2 separate regions of the Homo sapiens genome follow, and region 1 is linked to region 2. Evidence: read pairs that join two places in POLR2A ChIA-PET (ENCODE). Cell type or tissue: Caco-2. All regions are shown on one strand. Links, peaks and the distances in the headings refer to the core of each region. The heading gives the core; the rest is flanking DNA. Region 1 overlaps ACIN1 (apoptotic chromatin condensation inducer 1). Region 2 overlaps HAUS4 (HAUS augmin like complex subunit 4).

Region 1 (10,389 bases), core at 1,383-9,382, 120 kb before region 2:
ATATTGAGGGTCTTAATAAAGGCACAGCTGGGTGCTATTTTTTAGTTTGTGCATTTTCCCTAGTTCCCTAGTTACTACCTGTCATTAAGCTATCCTAGTTCTGCTAGGATATCCTAGTTCTTACAGCATACAGTACAGCAAATTATGAAGTTCCTTTCAAGTCAGAAGTTTGTTCCTGGGCCCTTAAGACCATTTGATTGAACTTAAAATTTATACAATTAATGTGAGTTTTTAAAATCTTTATATTAAGTCCTAGAGAAATACTCATATCAGGTTAAATTAGAATTAAATAGGTATGTCATTCATTCTTCTGAGATAGGTATTATAAATTAAGAAGCCAATGAGCCAGAATTCCTGGCTTCAAAGTCTCCTGGGAAATGAAAAAATGAAGCCTTATGGGAATAAGATTGCGTAGCTTTTAGACATCAGGAACCCTGAACTGCTTTGTAGAATGTCCTGTGTAGACTGTTAGCCTAAAGTTATTCTATACTTGTTTTTATGCCATATTAACACTAATGCTACCAGTATGATTTCCCCTATATGTAATTGTCTAATAATTTATACTCTTCTGAGAGCTTCAAACTGTACTTTAACTCTGACTTTTGGAGGGTAGTGGGCAGGTGACATGATTTATCTCATTTGCCTGTGACTTTAATGATAGTTTTATAGACCTTACTATATAGCTTTTACCTGGGGGTATACCCTTGCTGAGGGGTATAATCCTTGTCGATTCTGACAGTCTTACCTCTGCTGCCATCTTGTGGCTGTTAACATTTTTTGTTTGGCAGCCAAAAGTTCACTCTACTTCCTTTGAAATTTTTTGGTTTTTCCCTTCTGGAATGGGTACGCTATCCTTTGGAAAAGGGTTTTTCTTCTGGGACCATAAAGTGAAAACTCAGCGGATTCTGGAAGGTATTCAGGATTCCCCAGCTACATCATCGATGAGGAAATGGGGTGACATTTTCTCTTCCATATCCCTCAACCAGACATAATACCTGCCCCCCTCCTCCCAATTCCATGGAGGTACATTTTACATTCCATTTTACAAAAGCATGTCCTTTGTGAAATGGCAGTTTTGAAGTGGGTATTGACAGCCTGCTACTAATTGGGCCTGAGGAACTGCTTCCGATGCACCTTGGGAAGAAAGTGATTTTCTGAAAAGCTCTTTGCTAGCCTTAAAATTCTGTGGGTTTATGAGATCCTAGCAACAGAAAGGCATTTTATTTTGTTTTGAAGCAGCTTTTTTTCTGGACATTCCCATGCAAGTCCAGGGCACATGAAGCTTGGAGTCATAGAGTTTCCTGTCCCCCCACTCCAGGTAAAGGTGGTTTTGATCTTCATTTTATGACTGAGATAATTTAGTCACATTGATTCTAATAAGATGATAGGCAAGTGGCATCTTGGGCAAATACTTAGATTGTCCATTGTTGCCTAGGCCCGCTTCAGTGGAGTAGTGTATAGAAGGGAAATGCAGTCTTCACTGAGGAGCAGTTCACACACATCACTCGTACCTGCTTTCCTTCTACCTGCCTATCACATGGGTTGTTCAACATTCTAACAAAACAGCATGCCCAGAAGCCTAAACCCATAGGCATTGGATCTGGTAAATAAATCTTTGAGAAGGTTGCATACATTTCTGGAGGCCCTACCACAACTGATTAACAACACCCTTCCTGGTCTCTCACCCCTCCAGAGTGTTAAGTGTGCAGTCTGGCAGCCCTCTAGAGCTCTGGCCAATTTTGAAAGCGTAATCAACAATGCTAAATGGAAAAGACCATTTATGGCATGGCCAGGCGTGGTGACTCATGCCTGTAATTGCAGCACTTTGGGAGGCCAAGGCAGGTGGATCACCTGAGGTCAGGAATTCGAGACCAGCCTGACCAACATGGTGAAACCCCGTCTCTACTAAAAATACAAAATTAGCCGGGCATGGTGTGCACCTGTAATCCCAGTTACTCAGGAGGCTGAGACAGGAGAATCGCCTGAACCCGGGAGGCGGAAGGTGCGGTGAGCTGAGATCACGCCATTGCACTCCAGCCTGGGCAACAAGAGCGAAACTCCGTCTCAAAAAAAAAAAATGGAAAAGACCATTTATGGCCTAACCTTGGTTTTTCTGTCTGTCTCAACAAGAAGTCATATGACTTTAAAAAACAGAGCAGTAAAGTGTTAAAAAAAAAAAAAATTAGACTTCAAGGACCTGTCACCATTTGGAAGAGATTGACTGACTTTTTGCTGTGTTTGGTTAAATCCATTCTGATTCTGATTGTGCCTGAGGAATTCTAAATTTATGAGGTAAGGTGTCTTTTTCATTGCTTGGAGCAGGAATTTGTGGGTCCTCAGTCCTGTTTCAGTTGAGTGCTGTTCAAAACTCTGGTCTTCTGCCTTGTATGGGTATAACAAAAATGTCCCCATATAGCAGAAAATAATGGTATTCTCTTTTTACTTAAAAAAAAAAAAAAAAAAAGGGGAAGAAAGAAAAGAGGGGATTTGTTTGTGTGGGCAGCTGTATCATTCAGCTGTAGTTAATTCAGACCTGGATTTCTCTAGATACAACCTTCCTGTATGCACAGACCTAGCAGGCAATAGCAGTTTTAGGCTCTTGGTACAATGCATGTTTGTCCTTCTGCCTGTGTAGGAGGAAGGTATTGGTTCCTTAAGCCAATATGATGGTGTAATTGATATTCCCCAGGGGACATACAATGCCAATATCCCAAATGATGCATGAAAAAGCAGAATTTGTTGTCATCAATAGAGTTTGCTCCACTGAGAAATTATCTAAGGACATATACCCCAAAATCATACTGTTCTAGGTTATCTTGGGACCAGTATGCTTCTGAGGGTATCTAGTCCCACTGTTTCTTATTAAATTTTCACGTCAGTTTTTCAGCTCCTCGTGAATTTTCTATAATAACTAAAATTTCAGCATATATGCCTATAGGAATTTCCTTTTCCATTAGCTTCTCTGAATCTCATATTCACATATGAGTTGTAATGTGATATTATTAGCCTCCAAGTAGTTGTACCCTTTTCTTCTGGGCTTCTTTGTGTACTGTTTACTTATGGGTAGATATCCCCACTGCTTATTCTGTGCAGTTTCACAGACTGTTAAGCTATGTTGGGCTCTGACACATGGTTAACAAGGTTTTGGTACTAGTCCTGCAAGTAGATAGAGTCCATTTTGGGGACAGTTTCAAGGATTCCTCTTTATCTTTTTTCTTTTTTGGAGACAGAGTCTCACTCTGTCACCCAGGCTGGAGTGCAGTGGCCCGATCTCTGCTCACTGCAACCTCCGCCTCCTGGGTTCAAGCAATTATCATGCCTCAGCCTCCTGAGTATCTGGGACTATAGACGCGGCTGCCACACCCTGCTAATTTTTCTATTTTTAATAGAGATGGGGTTTCACCATGTTGGCCAGGCTGGTCTCAAACTCCTGGCCTCAGGCAGTCCTCCTGTCTCAGCCTCCCAAAGTGTTGGTATTACAGGCGTGAGCCACCATGCCCGGCCCTCATTATTGTCTGAAAATAAAATGTTCGGAATTGTTGGGTCCCACAGAATTGATCATGGGGAAATAGAAAACACACGCCTCTTGTGTCTTAAGAGGGTAAAGGAGAACGTGGTAAGATTCTTATTCTTAAAAAAAAGAAATTTTCGGCCGGGCATGATGGCTCACGCCTGTGATCCCAGCACTTTGGGAGGCCGAGACGCGCGAATCACAAGGTCAGAAGATCGAGACCATCCTAGCTGACACAGTGAAACCCCGTTTCTACTAAAAATACAAAAAATTAGCCGGGTGTAATGGAGGGTGCCTGTAGTCCCAGCTGCTCGGGAGGCTGAGGCAGGAGAATGGTGTGAACCCCGGAGGCGGAGCTTGCAGTGAGCTGAGATTGTGCCACTGCACTCCAGCCTGGGCAACAGAGTGAGACTCCGTCTCAAAAAAAAAAAAAAAAAGGAATTTTCAATAACAAAATTTCTCAAAATCAGCCACTTCTGCAGAGGCATATTAGCAGCTGAGAGTATTTTAGGACAGTGGATAAACAGAGCATTTTATTTGAGGATGGCTGAAGGTAACATTTTCTGTGGTGTAACATTGTTTGTGGGGATTCTATTAAAAAAATTTTTTTCTTTTTTTGAGATGGAGTTTTGCTCTTGTTGCCCAGGCTGGAGTGCAATGGCACGATCTCGGCTCACCACAACCTCTGCATCCTGGGTTCAAGTGATTCTCCTGCCTCAGCCTCCCGAGTAGCTGGGATTACAGGCATGCACCACCACGCCCAGCCAATTTTGTGTTTTTAGTAGAGACAGGGTTTCTCCATGTTGGTCAGGCTGGTGATCCGCCCACCTCAGCCTCCCAAAGTGCTGGGATTACAGGCGTGAGCCACCATGCCCAGCCAAAAAATTTTTTTTTCAATAAGAAAACTTTTAGGTTAGCAAGCATTTAGTAAGTGTCCACTTGGTACCCACAATGACACCCTAATTCAGAAATAGTTAGGGAACATTACTTTGTGTTAGGCCCTGGGCTAGGGGCCAAGAGATGCAATCCCTACCCTTGAGGAATTATGCAGGGTAGAGATGGGGGGCAGATAAAGTAGCAGTTATTATACAGAGTGATAAGGGCATTGCTGAAAACCTGTCATGCCAATCACTGAATGGCTTTGCCTCAGAAAACAAGCAGTCTACTCTTTTGAGGAAACTCAGAGCCCCAGAGGTGGCATCAGATGAGATAATGGCCTATTAAGTGTGCATGTATTTTACATGTATCTGTACCTTCACTTGGGGTGTCCTCCAAGCCAGACTCTTAAGAGCTAACACTTAACTACACTGTTCCATGAAATAGGTATTGTCACTATGCCCACTTTGCAGATTACAAGACAGATATACAGAACCAGGAACTTGCCTACTATCACACAACTTTTAACAGAGTGGGGCTAGCCAGTCTGACTCCAGAGTCTTCACTCTTAACCCTGAGCAGACAGGGACCACTATGTGAAAGGAAACATTTAAAGTAATGTATAAATATGGCCACTTTAGCATGCAGTTGGCATTGTAAGTGTAAGATTTTAAGCAGCGGGGAGAAAATTTCATTCCTAGCTTAAAAGCTCAAATGTTACACGAGACACTGAGCTTTGGTTCTCAGAAGTTTATCTTAGTGTAAACTTCTACTGCCACTAGGACACAAAAGGAACATCTCTGCAGTCAACAAATAAGCATTTTGAGTATCTACTGAGCACTTTTTGAACTATTAGCATCTGTTTCCCACTTTGGTCTAGTGAAGATTCCCATGATTAATATTTTCTGCTTAGTTCCCAGTCGCTTTCTGCCCAGCTGATCTTCCCCGCCCCATATAGCAGCACTCTCACTTCACTGTCTTATCTACTTTAGAGCCTCACCTTGGAGCCCTTGCTTCAAGAAGTGGCCTTCAAGCTTCAGCTACCCAAGGTCCCCTTGCCCTGTTTATCCTTTCTTTTTCTGGCCCGAGTGGACCCTGGGGCAGGGTGACCTTATTAAAGACTCTATAAAACAAAGTTGTCTGTCATCTCTTCAGAGACACCAACCCTGCCCCCCTTCTACTGGTATTTGAAAAAAGAACTCTCCCTGCTATCCACTTCCCTCCACCATCCCTGGGAAAAGGACATGTTGGAGTAGTAACACGTGGTCATTGCCGGGGTGAGCAGCCAGTTACTGTAGTGATTGGATAGTGACAATTCCCATCCCACCTCCCTACCTGCAGCATCTGACTGGTTGGTCTGGTTTCAGTGTTCCATGCCTAGATTACTGGATAGAGGATGGTAGGCACATAAAACATTGCTCATGCCCCACCCTCTATCCAGCTTTCATTACCATCCTTCTTTAATCACTTTTCAACTTTGGCTTTATCGTTCTTATTTAATCCTTTTTCACTCCCACCTCTACTGTTTGCCTGCCTTCTATTCTCTCTATTTTCTAGAATCTTCCAATCAAGCAGCTGTAACTTTACATGTCCTCCACCCAGCCCCCTCCCCTGCCCCCTGGGAAGACCAGGAGGGAGCACTCCAGCCCTGGGGGGTTAAGCCTCTGTAGCTGCTGTAACTTGAGAAAAGAAGGCCAGGCCTCTGGAGCCAGCAGTCGGCTCCCTGTGGCCTGCCAAAGGATAAGAACCTTGCTCACTCAGCTCCCTCCCTCTTTTCTTTCCCCTCCCCTGCTGCAGCAAGGCCCTCCCCCATCCGCACACACAGGCTGCTGGGTAAGTGGCAAGATGGCTCCCCTGCATGTCTCCGGCTGATCGCTGCCGCTCCGCCAATACAATAGAGCCAGCCACTACCAGCAGCCTGGCCCTCTTCCTCCTTCTCCAGAGAGACCAATCCAGCCGAACTCGGGGTTTGCCGTGAGGACTTAACGCTTATCTCTTAAAAGCCAGATCTGTTTTAGCCTCCCCGCACCACCACCACCTCCCCTTCCATTTACCATTTTTTGGATCCCCGGTTGCTACATCTCAATTTTCTCTCTCTGGATCGGGTGGCTGGGGAGGAGGTGGTGGGATCTTGGAACAAGGAAGGTGTGGTTTTTTTTCTTTATTTTTTTTAGGATTTTTTTTGTTTGGTTTTTGTTATTTCTTCCATTCCAGAAAGGGATAAACAGCACTTCCAGGGGGAGAAAAAAAATCATGTTATCAGAAAGCAAAGAAGGGTGAGAGCTTCACATTTCCATGTATGCCTTTTCCCCGCCGCCCTAGCTCCCTTCGTCTTCCTTCTCTTCCTCATGGCTTTCATTCCGTCTTTCGTTTTGGTTTGTTTTCAGTCATTCTGCCTTCCCCCTTTGTCCTGCCTGCCCAGTTTCTAATTGGCCCCACATGCCCTTTCTGTATGGGAAATAGATATTTTTTTTGTATAAGCCTTTTCTCTAGATGTAAGCAGCTAAATCTCGTGTTTCTCTGGGGGCCTGTTTAGCTGGGGGCACAGTTCCGATTTTCCCCTCCCCCTAACCCCCCTAGTGCATCCCTTCTTGACTGCTCTAGGGAGGTTCTTCTGACCTCTGAGTGTCAGTCAGTCAGCCTGTTGGGAATGCTGACTTTTCTGGTGGTGGTTATCGGCCTGGGAGGCTTGGTTTCCCCTCTCCTGAGCCTTAGGCCTCTGATCATCTTGATTTGATTTTTTTTGCTTGGTGTTTGGGTGGTAGAGGGGGTGAGATTTGAGATAGAAGTTGGGGACGAAGACAGAAATCAAAGGTGGAAAGATAGTTTATCTGAAGTGAATCTCTGGGATTCTTTGCCTGAAATGGGAGCTAACTTGTGAGATTAAGAGTGGGAGAGTGGGTTTGGTGTTCTTGGGGGAAGCTGCCTGTGTGGGGGAGGGTGTGTCCTGACTAGGAGGCCTGCTCTCTTTATCTCTTGGAAGTTGGAATGAGGGAGTGGGAGAAACTGGGTGAAAGCCGAATGTAGGAACAGTTTCTACACCTCTGAGCAGGTAAAAGTGGCCCTAATCTCTGAGCTCTCATACTCAATTCAGCAGTTTTAATTTTTCCTTTTGAATGAGAGAGGGTCCTTGAAGCTTGAACCTTCACCAGGCCTGCTTCTTCCCTGCAGCTCCCACCCCCCGCCCCGCACCCCCCACCCCCCACCATTTTCTCCATGCTGGTGTCTCCAGATCCTGAGGATCAGCAGGCCTTTACTTATTAAGCAGTTGATTAAACACAGGTCAGGCTTTTTTGCCAAAGCCTTGGCCATTCTTTCTTGTCTTTTTAAGGGAATCGGGCTTCCCTTCGTTTCTCGTGCAATTTTGCCATATAAAGGTGCCTTTGGCCAGGGAGACTGAGGCCACAGGGTTGTGGGCAAATCACAGTCACTTTTGTGGGACTATTTTCAGAGGAGGGTTTTTCTCCTTTCATATAGGAGTACTCTGGTGAGTTATTACCTGAGAATAGTTGGAGTCCTAACCCCACAAATGACAACTTTTAACTCATCTGGGCAATAGGTGGATGTGGTTGCTGTGATCCACGCTCTTTCCCCAAGGAAAATCTATTTCCCACTTTTCCCATTGGGACAAGGTCTCTAACCTTGATCAGAAAAGCAGCCCTCCTAATCCCACCCAAGTGATGAGGCAGGAGGGTTTCCTGACCCAGTAACTAACATCTTGCTCTCTCTTCCCCTTGGTTCTTTTCTGCCCGCCCCCCCACCACCACTCCCCCCTCCTGTCAGTGAGGAGAAGGAGGAAGTGACCATGGACACAAGTGAAAACAGACCTGAAAATGATGTTCCAGAACCTCCCATGCCTATTGCAGACCAAGTCAGCAATGATGACCGCCCGGAGGGCAGTGTTGAAGATGAGGAGAAGAAAGAGGTAAACATCCAAGCCACCTATTGGGGCGGGTGGGCAGGAATGGACCTAGGGGAAAGAGTAGAGCACTCTAGTGATCCCTCTTACACGGTGGGTTAACTTAAAGGAGGGATGAGGCAGGGACTTGGATCAGAATAGGGCCAAGGGAGAATTCGCTGGTTTAGCAAGGGAGACCCCTTGTGACGGGGACAGGGCTCATTCATTTTCCTTTCCTTGTTGGGGAAGTAGTGCCCAGACTCTAGACGTTTGTAACTAACGGGAAAGTCTGATAATGGCCCTTTATCTAAGATTTATGTTCAGCTTTTCCTGCTGTCTTCCCAAGCTTCTCCTGGTGGTAACTCCTTTAGCTTTCCCTCCTTTTTAAAAGCCTGATGGAGCCCAACGCCATCTAGTGGACATTGGTGGTTCTCACCAGACCAGCCATGCTGAGAAATTTTTGTTCCTCCTCTGCCCTCCAGTGGTCTGACTGCAGAGATGTAGCTACTTAGAAGCCAGCACTTGTGATCCGGAAGGCCCATTCTCAGTTACCTGTGACCCCTCTACCTCCTTTTTTGGCATATGTTATCTTGTGTCCTGCACCCACTTCAGGGGGCTTCCCCCATCAGAGCCAGCGAAGTCTTCTTGGCTCTTAAAGTAATTGAGAAAGAATGAGCTGGGTTTAGGAGAGGGGTAACAAGGTGGGAGGGACTGTTGTGTGTGTAGCCTTTTTCTGGTGTGTGTTGCGGGGGTGGGGGCCGGTGAAAGTGATTTGATGTGCAGAATATTATTTATTACAAGGTCCTTCTTCCCCGTAAAACTTTGTCCAAGTACCTCATGTACGGTAATCCGCCCGTAAAATATAACCCTGCCCAACTGGCCAATCGCTGATGCCGCCTCTTCCTCTGGACCCACCCGCTGCTACTGAGCTGCCCAATCAGAGCCAAGTCTGCTATCCAGGTGTCTTGGCCAGAGGGGGGCATGTATATGGGCTCCTGTGATGGGCCCCCTTTTGCCTCCCTGTCTTGCTTACATCAGGGGGCCAAGAAGAACACTGTTCTGGAGAGACTTGTATTGAGCAAGCAAAAAACATTTGGAAAGGGGTGGACTTGCATCATCTCCCTACTTGGGACACCCCAAGAAGAGCTTGTGCCAGTGCTGGGGCGCCTGCCCACATGCCCTTGCCCTTTTGAGGACTGTGGGTTGCCTTGTTTGCTACAGACTGTTGGGATCCCCATCTAGGGCACCAAGACCTCCTAAAGTTTGTGATCGCAGTGCCATGCTGTAAAACACTGAGTGGGACCCTCTACTTAAGCTGTGACGACTAGGAACCGTGCAGAGGAGTCTAGGGTCTGAGCCCCTGGGGATTTAATGCTGATGACAGCCCAGCCCATGTGTCACCACTTGCTCATCAGATGGACTTTCCTTTGGTCCCTGTTGTCCATGGTGAAGGGCAGCATGTTGGTTGCTCCAACTTCTCCTCCATCCCTGGAGGCAGGGACTCATTTCATCCACCTGACTGGAACCACTGTCTCAGCTGGAGTCCCTGAGGAGATGCCAGCCACAACTCTCCGAAGAGAAGTATTCTGACCTTGCTGCTGAATGTCTGCCAGGTCCTGGGGTATTCACCTACCCCCAGGCTACCTTCATCAGAGGCTCCATGATCCCACTCGGTGAGAGGACCCCCTCCCCAGTTACAGGCAGAGGAGAAAGGGACTCTGGAGTCATCACCTGGATTCCAAGTATTGGGTGGTGTTATTGCTGCAGCTTGCCACTGGTGGACATAGGGTCCTGCCTGCCTCTCACGATAAAAGGCAAGGATCATTCCTGCTACTCACAGGCCATCTCATCAGGGACTGCAAGATGATGTCCCTTCAGGGCCAGGACTGATGTCTCTGCCCCTTTCCCCCCTCTATCCCTCGCTGAGCCTGGCCACCGCCAGTGAACTGTCTTGACATCATGGAAACTGGGCAGCGTCCCCCCACACGTTTCCCTCCCGCCCCCCCTGCGCCCCTGGGAGGACTCTGGCAGTGCCGTGCTGACTACCACGCCGTGCGCCCACCTTTTTTGCCAACCCAACCCCCCACCAATTGCACAGCGCCTA
Region 2 (10,189 bases), core at 1-8,000:
GGGAAAATCCTGAGAGAGAGGTTCCTACCTGAGATTTTTTGGATTTCTAGGCATGGAAGGAAGTTCGACTGCATAAGACAACATGGTTGAGGTCTGAGATTTTACACAGAGTCATTCAAGAGTTGCTTGTGGACTACTATGTGAAGATACAAGACACAAATGTAACTTCTGAGGACAAAAAGGTGAGGCAAAGGCTGGGCGTGGTGGCTAACACCTGTAATCCCAGCACTTTGGGAGCCCCAGGCAGGCTGATCACTTGAGGTCAAGAGTTTGAGACCAGCCTGGCCAACATGGTAAGACCCCGTCTCTACTAAAAATACAAAAATTAACCAGGTGCAGTGGCACACGCCTGTAATCCCAGCTACTCGGGAGGCTGAGGCAGCAGAATCGCTTGAACCTGGGAGGCGGAGATTGCAGTGAGCCGAGATTGCGCCACAGCACTCCAGCCTGGGTGACAGAGCGAAACTCAGTCTCAAAAAAAAGTGAGGTGAAAGAAATGAGGTGGGGTTGGTTACCAGTTACAGGAATGACCAGGCCAACTGTGGCTTTGTCTGATGATGTGATCTAGGGGAAGTAGGAGCTTTGAGAAATGGTTTGTCAAAAGAGAAATGGACTGTAGTTATGGGGAAGGAGTGGATGTGTTATCAGAGTTTGTAATAGAAACATTGACAGAAGTCACTCGCAGCTGAGTTATCTGAGGGGGGATGATATATTTGAGGACTTTGAAAATATGTGAAAAACTGGTTCATAAGGATGGAAGAGGTGGAGTGGGAGAAGTTTTATAGTTGCCTCTTTTTGTTTTTTATTCTCTCTCTCTCAGTTTCATGAGACCCTTGAACAGCGGCTGCTTGTAACTGAACTGATGCGGCTCTTAGGTCCTAGCCAGGAGAGGGAGATACCTCCACTGCTGGGGCTGGAGAAAGCGGACCTTCTGGAACTCATGCCACTCTCAGAGGTTGGCGGGGAGATATTGGAACCAAATAAATGAAATGGTTTAATTTCTCCCATATCTTTAAAATGTTTTTTTTGTCAAGCTTTATTGTTTTTGTAAAAATGATACACATTCAGGGTGGTCAGACTCAAATAAGAAAAACGTTACACAGGAGCAAGTAAAAGCTGAAATACTGCATCTAGAAGCACAATATTATTATAAACAGCTTGACATAAATGGTATTATACCCTTCATGCTTATATAGAGAGTATAAGGCCGAGTGTAGTGACTTCCGCCTATAATCGTAGCACTTTGGGAGGCTGAGGTGGGAGGATCACTTGAGTTCAGGAGTTCAAGACCAGCCTGGGCAACATAGTGAGACCTCGTCTCTACCAAAAAAAAAACAAAACAAAAGCCAGGTTTGGTGGTGCACACCTGTAGTCCCAGCTACTCGGGAGACAGAGGCAGGAGGATGACTTGAGGGTGGGAGGTCAAGGCTGTAGTGAGCTGTGATCATGCCACTGTACTCCAGCCTGGGCACAGAGTGAGACCCTGTCTCAAAAAAAGAAAAGTACAGTCTATTTTCATGTAATATATTTTGGATTTCTTTTCAAGTCAATACATAAATGTAAATAAGATGATAGCTTCTATAGCACTGTTAGCAAAGTATCTAGGCACATAGTGCTTAGTGTTATGTCATCAGTTTAAATCTCTGCTAGGATTCTATTATATGGATGTAGAATAATTTGCTTAACCTTATTGGTGGATATTAAGGTTGTTTCCACATTTTTGCTGTTAGAAACCACAGGGAGATGAACATGCTGGTTCATATGTGTCTTTACCTTTGTATGATTATTTCTGTAATGCTGGTGCTAAAAGTGGGATTCCTGAGTCAGTGCATACTCATACAGAATATTGGTACCTAATGCCAAACTGCTATCCAGAAAGGTATTTTCAGGGCTCCTGGATCCCCCATGTTCTCACCAACATGGGGTCTTGACAGTCATTTTATTCTTCGCTAATTTGATAGGTGAAAAATGAGTCTCTCTGATGTCTCTTGATGCATTTTCTTTGGCTATTATTGAGGTTATCATCATGTATTCATTGGCTGAGACGTCCTAGTTTTTACAGTCTATTCGCATTTCTGCCTTTACTTCTATGACTGTAGGATTTTGTGTGGATGAGGGCTCGGCTACAGCAAGAAGTAGAGGAGCAGCTCAAAAAGAAATGTTTCACTCTGCTCTGCTACTATGATCCCAATTCAGGTGAGTGCTAGCTGTCTGTTCTGCTCACAGCTGGACTTCAGGGTTCCTGGTCTGCTCTTTTGAGAATAATATATTTTGATTTTAGATTTGGGACAGAGGTTTAGAACCATCAGAGATGCTTATTTGTTTTGTTGCTGGTAGAATAAAAACAAGGACTTTTTGTTTTTTTGTTTTTTTTTTTTTTTGAGATGGCGTTTTGCTCCTGTTGCCCAGGCTAGAGTGCAATGGCGCCATTTCTGTTCACCGCAAGCTCCTCCTCCTAGATTCAAGTGATTCTCCTGCCTCAGCCTCCCGAGTAGCTGGGATTACAGGCATGCGCCACCCCGCTCGGCTAATTTTGTATTTTTAGTAGAGATGGGGTTTCTCCATGTTGATTAGGCTGGTCTGGAACTCCCAACCTCAGGTGATCCGCCTGCCTCGGCATCCCAAAGTGCTGGGATTACAGGTGTGAGCCACCACACCCGGCCAAAACAAGGACCTTTGTAAGGACTCTTTTTATTCAGCAAGATACTGAGTGGGAGTGTCCTCCTGCTGCAGGGAAGGATGAGTTCTCTCAGGAGGTTCAGAATGGTTTAGGGAGGAAAGTTCAGACTCATAGAACACCTTATACTCTCTGTATAAGCTTGGAGGGTATAATACCATTTATGTCAAGCTGTTTATAATAATGTGTTTCTAGACGTAGTATTCATATTTCAGCTTTTACTTGCTTCTGTGTAATGATTTTCTTATTTGAGTCTGACCACCCTGAATGAATGTGTATCTCTTTTTTTTTTTTTTTTTTTTTTGAGACGAAGTCTCGCTCTGTCCCCCAGGCTGGAGTGCAGTGGCGCAGTCTCACCTCACTGCAAACTCCACCTCCTAGGTTCACGCCATTCTCCTGCCTCAGCCTCCCGAGTAGCTGGGACTACAGGTGCCCGCCACCACGCCTGGCTAATTTTTTGTATTTTTAGTAGAGACGGGGTTTCACCGTGTTAGCCAGGATGGTCTCAGTCTCCTGACCTCATGATCTACCCACCTTGGCCTCCCAAAGTGCTGGGATTACAGGCGTGAGCCACTGTGCCTGGCCCTGAATGTGTATCATTTTTACGAAAATAATAAAGCTTAACACCTGAGTCTGAACTTTCCTCCCTAAACCATTTCTTTTTTTTTTTTTTTTGAGACGGAGTTTCATTCTTGTCGCCCAGGCTGGAGTGCAATGGCGTGATCTCAGCTCACTGCAACCTTCGCCTCCGAGGTTCAAGCAATTCTCCTGCCTCAGCCTCCCAAGTAGCTGGGATTACAGGCGCCTGCCACCCTGCCCAGCTAATTTTTTTGTATTTTTAGTAGAGACAGGTTTTCACCATGTTGGCCAGGATGGTCTCAAACTCCTGACCTCAGGTGATCTGCCCGCCTTGGCCTCCCAAAGTGCTGGGATTACAGGCATGAGCTACCACACTTGGTCTCCTTAAACCATTTCTATGACTTAAGAATTAAGGTCCGGGCCGGGCGCGGTGGCTTACGCCTGTAATACCATCACTTTGGGAGGCCGAGGCAGGTGGATCATGAGGTCAGGCGTTCGAGACCAACCTGGCCAATATAGTGAAACCCCGTCTCTACTAAAAATACAAAAAATTAGCTGGGTGTAGTGGCGGGTGCCTGTAATCCCAGCTACTTGGGAGGCTGAGGCAGGAGAATTGGTTGAACCTGGGAGGTGGAGGTTGCAGTGAGCTGAGATCGCGCCACTGCACTCCGGCCGAGGTGACAGTGAGAGACTCCGTCTCAAAAAAATAAAAAGAATTAAGGTCCAAATCCGGAATCAAAGGTAAGAGTGAAGATAATTTATTTAATAATTATGAGAACCAGATGCCCTCCCCCCCCCCGCTTTTTTTTTTTTAAAAACTCTGTCACCCAGACTGGAGTGCAGTGGTACAATCACACCTCACTGCAGCCTCGACCTTCTGGGCTCAAGTGATCCTCTCACCTCAGCCTCTCAAGTAGCTGGCACTACAGGCGCATAGTATGCCTAACTAATATTTTAGAATTTTTTTTATAGAGACAGAGTCTCACTATGTTGCCCAAGCCGGTCTTGAACTCTTGGGCTCAAGCAATCCTCCTGCCTTGGCCTCCCAAAGTGCTAGGATTGCAGGCGTAAGCCACCATGCTCAGCCCAGAATGGGGCCATTTTTAATAGATTATTAGAAGAAAACCTGTCATAAGGCAGGATTTGTGGGTCTAGATACAGGATAGGGGCACTGGAAGGTTGCTTTACAGGGATTGTAGCGATTAGGGTTTTCCTGTCAGTCCTCTGCCCCTTTGCTCAGATGCTGACAGTGAAACCGTGAAGGCAGCAAAGGTGTGGAAACTCGCAGAGGTCCTGGTGGGTGAGCAGCAGCAGTGCCAGGATGCCAAGAGCCAGCAGAAGGAGCAGATGTTGCTGCTGGAGAAGAAGAGTGCTGCTTACTCCCAGGTTTATCAGGGCATGGGACAGCCCCTTTCCTTTATCCTGACCCCAGGAGCACTTTTGGGGAAGACAAAGATTCCTGATCTACCCTCCTTTCTACTATCTTTATTTATGCCCTCTTCTTCCTCCATCTTGGGCTCAGGTGCTTCTCCGCTGCCTCACTTTGCTGCAGAGGCTTCTTCAAGAACACCGGCTGAAGACTCAATCCGAGCTAGACCGCATCAATGCCCAGTACCTGGAAGTCAAGTGCGGTGCTATGATCCTTAAGCTGAGGTGAGCTGTGACCCCTGTGGATCTTAAGGGATTCTGTCTCACGTTATCAGCCCTCTATCCCTTACCCTAATCTCTTTCCTCTCCCTTATCCTAGCGCCTTGTGGGTATCCAGTAAATGTCACATAGCAGTATTAGCTTTTGGATTACCCAAAAGCTTTCAACATCCTTGAGACTTTTCTTTTACAGTCTTCTGAAATAGGCACTTTACTGTGAGATCAATTGCTCGGGAATTCAGAGTGACCTTGTTTATCCTATCAGTGCTTAGCCCACACCTTGACCGTCGGCAGGTACTACGTCCATTCCCAACCCTGCTGCTATCAGGGACCTTCCTGCCTTGACATTTCTTTCTTCCCTCTGTCAGGATGGAGGAGCTAAAGATTTTGTCCGACACTTACACTGTTGAGAAAGTGGAAGTTCATCGTCTGATTAGGTGAGAACTCCTAAGAGTCTGGTACAGCTGTTCACAGGTGGTTCTCACATTCCCTAAACTCGTTTATTTAAAGATGTTGCCATTTTTGGCTGGGCACAGTGGCTCACACCTGTAATCCCAGCACTTTGGGAGGCCGAGGTGGGCAGCTCGCTTGAGTCAGGAGTTTGAGACCAGCCTGGCCAATATGGTGAAACCCTGTCTCTACTAAAAAATACAAAAATTAGCTGGGCATGGTGGCATGTGCCTGTAATCCCAGCTACTCGGGAGGCTGAGGCAGGAGAATTGCTTGAACCCAGGAAGCAGAGGCTGCAGTGAGCCAAGATCATACCACTGCACTCCAGCCTAGGTGACAGAGCGAGACTCCATCTGACAAAAAAAAAAAAAAAAAAGTTTTTCATTTTTGTCCACTACTTTCTGAGGAGCAGCACCCTTATATTGTGCCTTCTCTGCCCGGGCTCTTAGGGACCGTTTGGAGGGAGCCATTCACCTACAGGAGCAGGACATGGAGAACTCAAGACAGGTCCTGAACTCCTATGAGGTCCTTGGGGAGGAGTTTGACAGGCTGGTGAAAGAGTACACCGTACTCAAGCAGGCAACAGAGAACAAGCGGTGGGCCCTCCAGGAGTTCAGCAAGGTCTACCGTTGAGCTCTGGCAGGGCCAGGAGACATGGCTTCTGCATAGCTGCTGCCTCCTAATCTTCCTGCTAGTGGGACCACCTTCACCTGGGGCTGCCTTCAGTACAAGGGAGTGTGGAAATGCTTACGCTTGAAACACTGCAGTCATTTAGGCACTCTCCTGGTTTCTCTTTATTTTTTATGACTGGGCCTCTTCTGGAAAATCTAGCAAGGAGATTTATATAATTTTTATGCATAGCTGTGTGTCAGTGTCAGCCCTGTATTGTATTTGATTATCTCCTGAATAAAGTTATGATATTATATCTTAGGATTTTAGTCATTTTCCTTGGGCAAAGATTGAAAAAGAACATTGAAGGCTATATGGGTAAGGAGCGGGGAACTGAGTGGATCCAAATAGAAACAGATACATGATGCTTATGCAAAGAGTAAGAAGTAGACATGCCAGCTTGCCTACATCAAGTCTTAGAGCCTTCATTTTGGAAGAGTACAGTGGATTAAATTTGGGCTTGCTCTTGAAGAACTATAATCTCCAGAGGAGTGCTAGATACTCAGGCAGGTAGGGAACTATTTTCTCACTATGGGTATCAGTGTGGGAGTTATAATAAAGCAGCTGAGGCTGGGAGCAGTGACTCACACCTGTAATTCCAGCACTTTGGGAGGCCAAGGCAAGAGGATCACTTGAGCCCAGCTGTTCGAGACCAGCCTGGGCAACGTAGCAAGACCCCTGTCTCTGTGAAAAAAAATTTTTTTTTTTTTTTTTTAGACAGAGTCTTACTTTGTTGCCAGGCTGGAGTGCAGTGGTGTGATCTCAGCTCACTGCAGCCTCCGCCTCCCAGGCTCAAGCAATTCTTGTGTATCAGCCTCCCTAGTAGCTGGAATTAACAGGCATGCACCACCATGGCCAGCTAATGTTTGTATTTTAGTAGAGACAGGGTTTTACTATGTTGGTCAGGTTGGTCTCAAACTCCTGACCTCAAGTGATCCGCCCACCTTGGCCTCCCAAAGTGCTGGGATTACAGGCATGAGCAACCACACCCAGCTGAAAAAAATTTTTTTAATTAGCAAGCGTGATGGTATGTGCCTGTAGTGCCAATTTCTCAGGAGGCTGAGGCAGGAGGATCACTTGAACCCAGGAGGTCAAGGCTGCAGTGAGCCATGATGGCACCACTGCACTCAGCCTGGGTGACAGAGTGAGACCTTGTCTCAAAAAAAAAAAAAAAAAAAAAAAAGGCAGCCAGTGGCCAGCTCAGTTATAGGAAAGGACACAAGCCACTTGTGTTCCTGGTTCCCTTGGTGTGGTTTGAGAGCTACATTTTTCTCTAAAAGCAGAGGTTTGGAGGAGATTCCCCCTGAGGAACCAAGTTCAACAGTCTACTTAGCTTAGAACAAGGCAGAGTCCTGGCTGGTGTCAAAATAGGGGACTGTGGACAGAAACAGAAGGCCTCTACCTTTATTTAGAAGAGCCTACTCAGTTTCTGAAACCACTTTCCAAGGAAATTGTCTTGGGGTGATGGTGTGGATTTATTTACAAGACAATTAATGTCTTTGACTCAACTTTTTTTTCTCTTTTTTTTTTTTTTTTTTTTTTTTTTTTTTGAGACGGAGTCTCGCTCTGTCGCCCAGGCTGGAGTGCAGTGGCGCAATCTCGGCTCACTGCAATCTCTGCCTCCTGGGTTCAAGTGATTCTCCTGCCTCAGTCTCCTGAGTAGTTGGGACTACAGGCACCCACCACCACGCCTGGCTAATTTTTGTATTTTTAGTAGAGACAGGGTTTCACCATATTGGCCTTGCTGGTCTCGAACTCCTGACCTTGTGATCCGCCCGCCTCGGCCTCCCAAAGTGCTGGGATTACAGGCATGAGCCACTGCACCTGGCCAAAAAAATTTTTTTTAATTAGCTGTGCATAGTGGCATGTGCCTACATTTCCAGCTACTCAGGAGGCTAAGGTGGGAGGACTGCTTGAGTCTGGGAGGTTGAGGTTACAGTGAGCTATGATCATGTCACTGTATTACAGCCTGAGTGACAGCAAGATTCTGTCTCAAAAAAAAGAAAAAGGAATAGAGTTATGGAAAAAGCAGCGAAGACAGAGAAAAGGAAAGAAGCACTATGGGAAGGCACAGAGTTAAGAATGGGCAAATCATGTACCAAGGAGAGCTTTCATTTCAAGTGAACAAAATTTGAAACAAATATCCTATAGCTTCAATCGAGAATCTGGAGAGCTGGGGTTTGAGAAACATTTCAATTTCGACTGCCTGAGAAATGGCTTCCAAGGCAGTGGTCCTCACCCTGGCTCTCTAAATGGCATGGGGATGGAGAGTGAGCTATTTCTTGTATTCTTAAAAAGCCTAAAGAAAATGGGCTGGGCACAGTGGCTCATGCCTGTAATCCCAGCATTTTGGGAGGCGGAGGTGGGCAGATTGCCTGAGCTCGGGAGTTAGAGACCACCCTGGGCAACATGGTGAAACCCCATCTCTACTAAAATAAAAAAATTAGCTGGGTGTGGTGATGCGTGCCTGTAGTCCCAGCTACTCAGGAGGCTGAGGCACGAGAATTGCTTGAGCCCCGGGAGGCGGAGGTTGCAGTGAGCCAAGATCGTGCCACTTCACTCTAGCTTGGGCTACAGAGTGAGACTCTGTCTCAAAAAAAAAAAAAAGAAAAGAAAATGGAACATTTGCTTGCGACAGTTCTCCACACACTTTTTTTTTTTTTTTTTTTTGAGATGGAGTTTCGCTCTTGTTGCCCAGGCTGGATCGTGCAATGGCGCAATCTTGGTTTATTGCAATCTCTGCCTCCTAGGTTCAAGTGATTCTCCTGCCTCAGCCTCCCAAGTAGCTAGGATTACAGCATGCGCCACCACGCCCAGCTAATTTTGTATTTTTATTAGAGATGAGGTTTCTCCATGTTGGTCAGGCTGGTCTCGAACTCCCGACTTCAGGTGATCCACCTGCCTCAGCCTCCCAAAGTGCTAGGATAACAGGCGTGAGCCACCACCGCGCCCGGCCCTGCACAAACTTTTTTTTTTTTTTTTTTTTTGAGACGGAGTCTTGCTCTGTCACCTGGGCTGGAGGGCAGTGGCCCGATCTCAGTTCACTGCAACCTCCGCCTCCTGGGTTCATGCCCTTCTCCTGTCTCAATCTCCCAAGTAGCTGGGACTATAGGCGCCCACCACCACGCCCGGCTAATTTTTTGTATTTTTAGTAGAGACGGGGTTTCACCGTGTTAGCCAGGATGGTCTCGATCGCCTGACCTCGTGATCCGCCCGCCTCAGCCTACCAAAGTGGTGGGATTACAGGTGTGAGCCACTGCGCCCGGCCCAAACTATTTTTTAAAAAACTTCATTGGCTTAAAACTAGAGCACATGCAGGCTGGGCGTGGTGGCTCACGCCTGTAATCCCAGCACTTTGGGAGGCCGAGGTGGGTGGATCACCTGAGGTTGGGAGTTTGAGACCAGCCTGAGCAACATGGAGAAACCCCGTCTCTACTGAAAATACAAAATTAGCCGGGTGTGGTGGCACATGCCTGTAATCCCAGCTACTAGGGAGGCTGAGGCAGGAGAATCGCTTGAACCCAGGAGGCAGAAGTTGCGGTGAGCCGAGATCGCGCCATTGCACTCCAGCCTGCGCAACAAGAGCGAAACTCCATCTTAAAAAACAAACAAACAAACAAAAACAACTAGAGCACATGCTTTGTAAAAATACTCAGAACAGAATTATATACAGTAAAAAGTAAAAGATTGAACCATGCACCCTCAGACACCCCCCACACAAATACCCTGTTACTCCAATCTACCTCCCCAGAGTAACCAGAGTGATTTGGTGTGTAGATCACTGTGTGTCAGATCTGTTTCTATAAATATGCAACCATATGTACATAAATATTAGCTAATATTAGCTGGGCATGGTGGTGCTCTGATAGCCCTAGCTACTCAGGAGGCTGAGCCTAGTAGTTAGAGGCTGCAGTGAACTATGATTGTGCCAAGGTACTCCAGCCCAGGTGACAGAGCAAGACCTTTGTCTCTAAAAATCAAATCAATAAAGAAAAAGTTTTAAAAATGTGGCTAATATTATTATTAGAGTATGGCTGTATTATCATTTAACCCTTCCCTTCACGATATTAAGGTTGTTTCCCTCTTGCCCTGTTACAAAAATGCTTCATTGGATGTCATTGCACATATATCTTGCTCAGGTGCCTTTGCTTTCTGCTGGTATTACAGT

Evidence for each region. ChIA-PET counts read pairs that join two places held together with the same protein. Peaks named below come from ENCODE experiments on the same cell type or tissue, not always from the same donor. Only the 100,000 strongest peaks of a DNase experiment are listed, where the experiment ranks them.
Region 1: POLR2A ChIA-PET joins it to region 2 with 20 read pairs; 13 of 35 experiments call an interaction of 5 or more read pairs at or near these places.

Annotation. Positions count from the first base shown.
Region 1 is chr14:23,067,399-23,077,787 of GRCh38, reverse strand. It overlaps ACIN1 (apoptotic chromatin condensation inducer 1), which reads left to right. Exons shown (of 19, transcript NM_001386863.1): 9 at 8,171-8,312. Among named protein-coding and RNA genes, the nearest start is that of CDH24, 15 kb to the right of the region's middle. RefSeq lists enhancers at 6,335-6,404, 8,435-8,524, 8,605-8,654, 8,802-9,326. In Caco-2, for the core only: a CTCF peak has its summit at 8,721 (motif pointing left); DNase peaks (open chromatin) are centred at 5,697, 6,187 and 8,727; H3K4me3 peaks cover 1,501 bases.
Region 2 is chr14:22,942,321-22,952,509 of GRCh38, reverse strand. It overlaps HAUS4 (HAUS augmin like complex subunit 4), which reads left to right. Exons shown (of 10, transcript NM_001166269.2): 4 at 51-182; 5 at 821-955; 6 at 2,100-2,196; 7 at 4,497-4,642; 8 at 4,779-4,909; 9 at 5,271-5,339; 10 at 5,802-6,282. The coding sequence ends at 5,985. All of the region lies in intron 2 of PRMT5-DT (PRMT5 divergent transcript), which reads right to left. Among named protein-coding and RNA genes, the nearest start is that of MIR4707, 9.6 kb to the left of the region's middle. In Caco-2, for the core only: no CTCF peak of the experiment used is centred there; no DNase peak of the experiment used is centred there.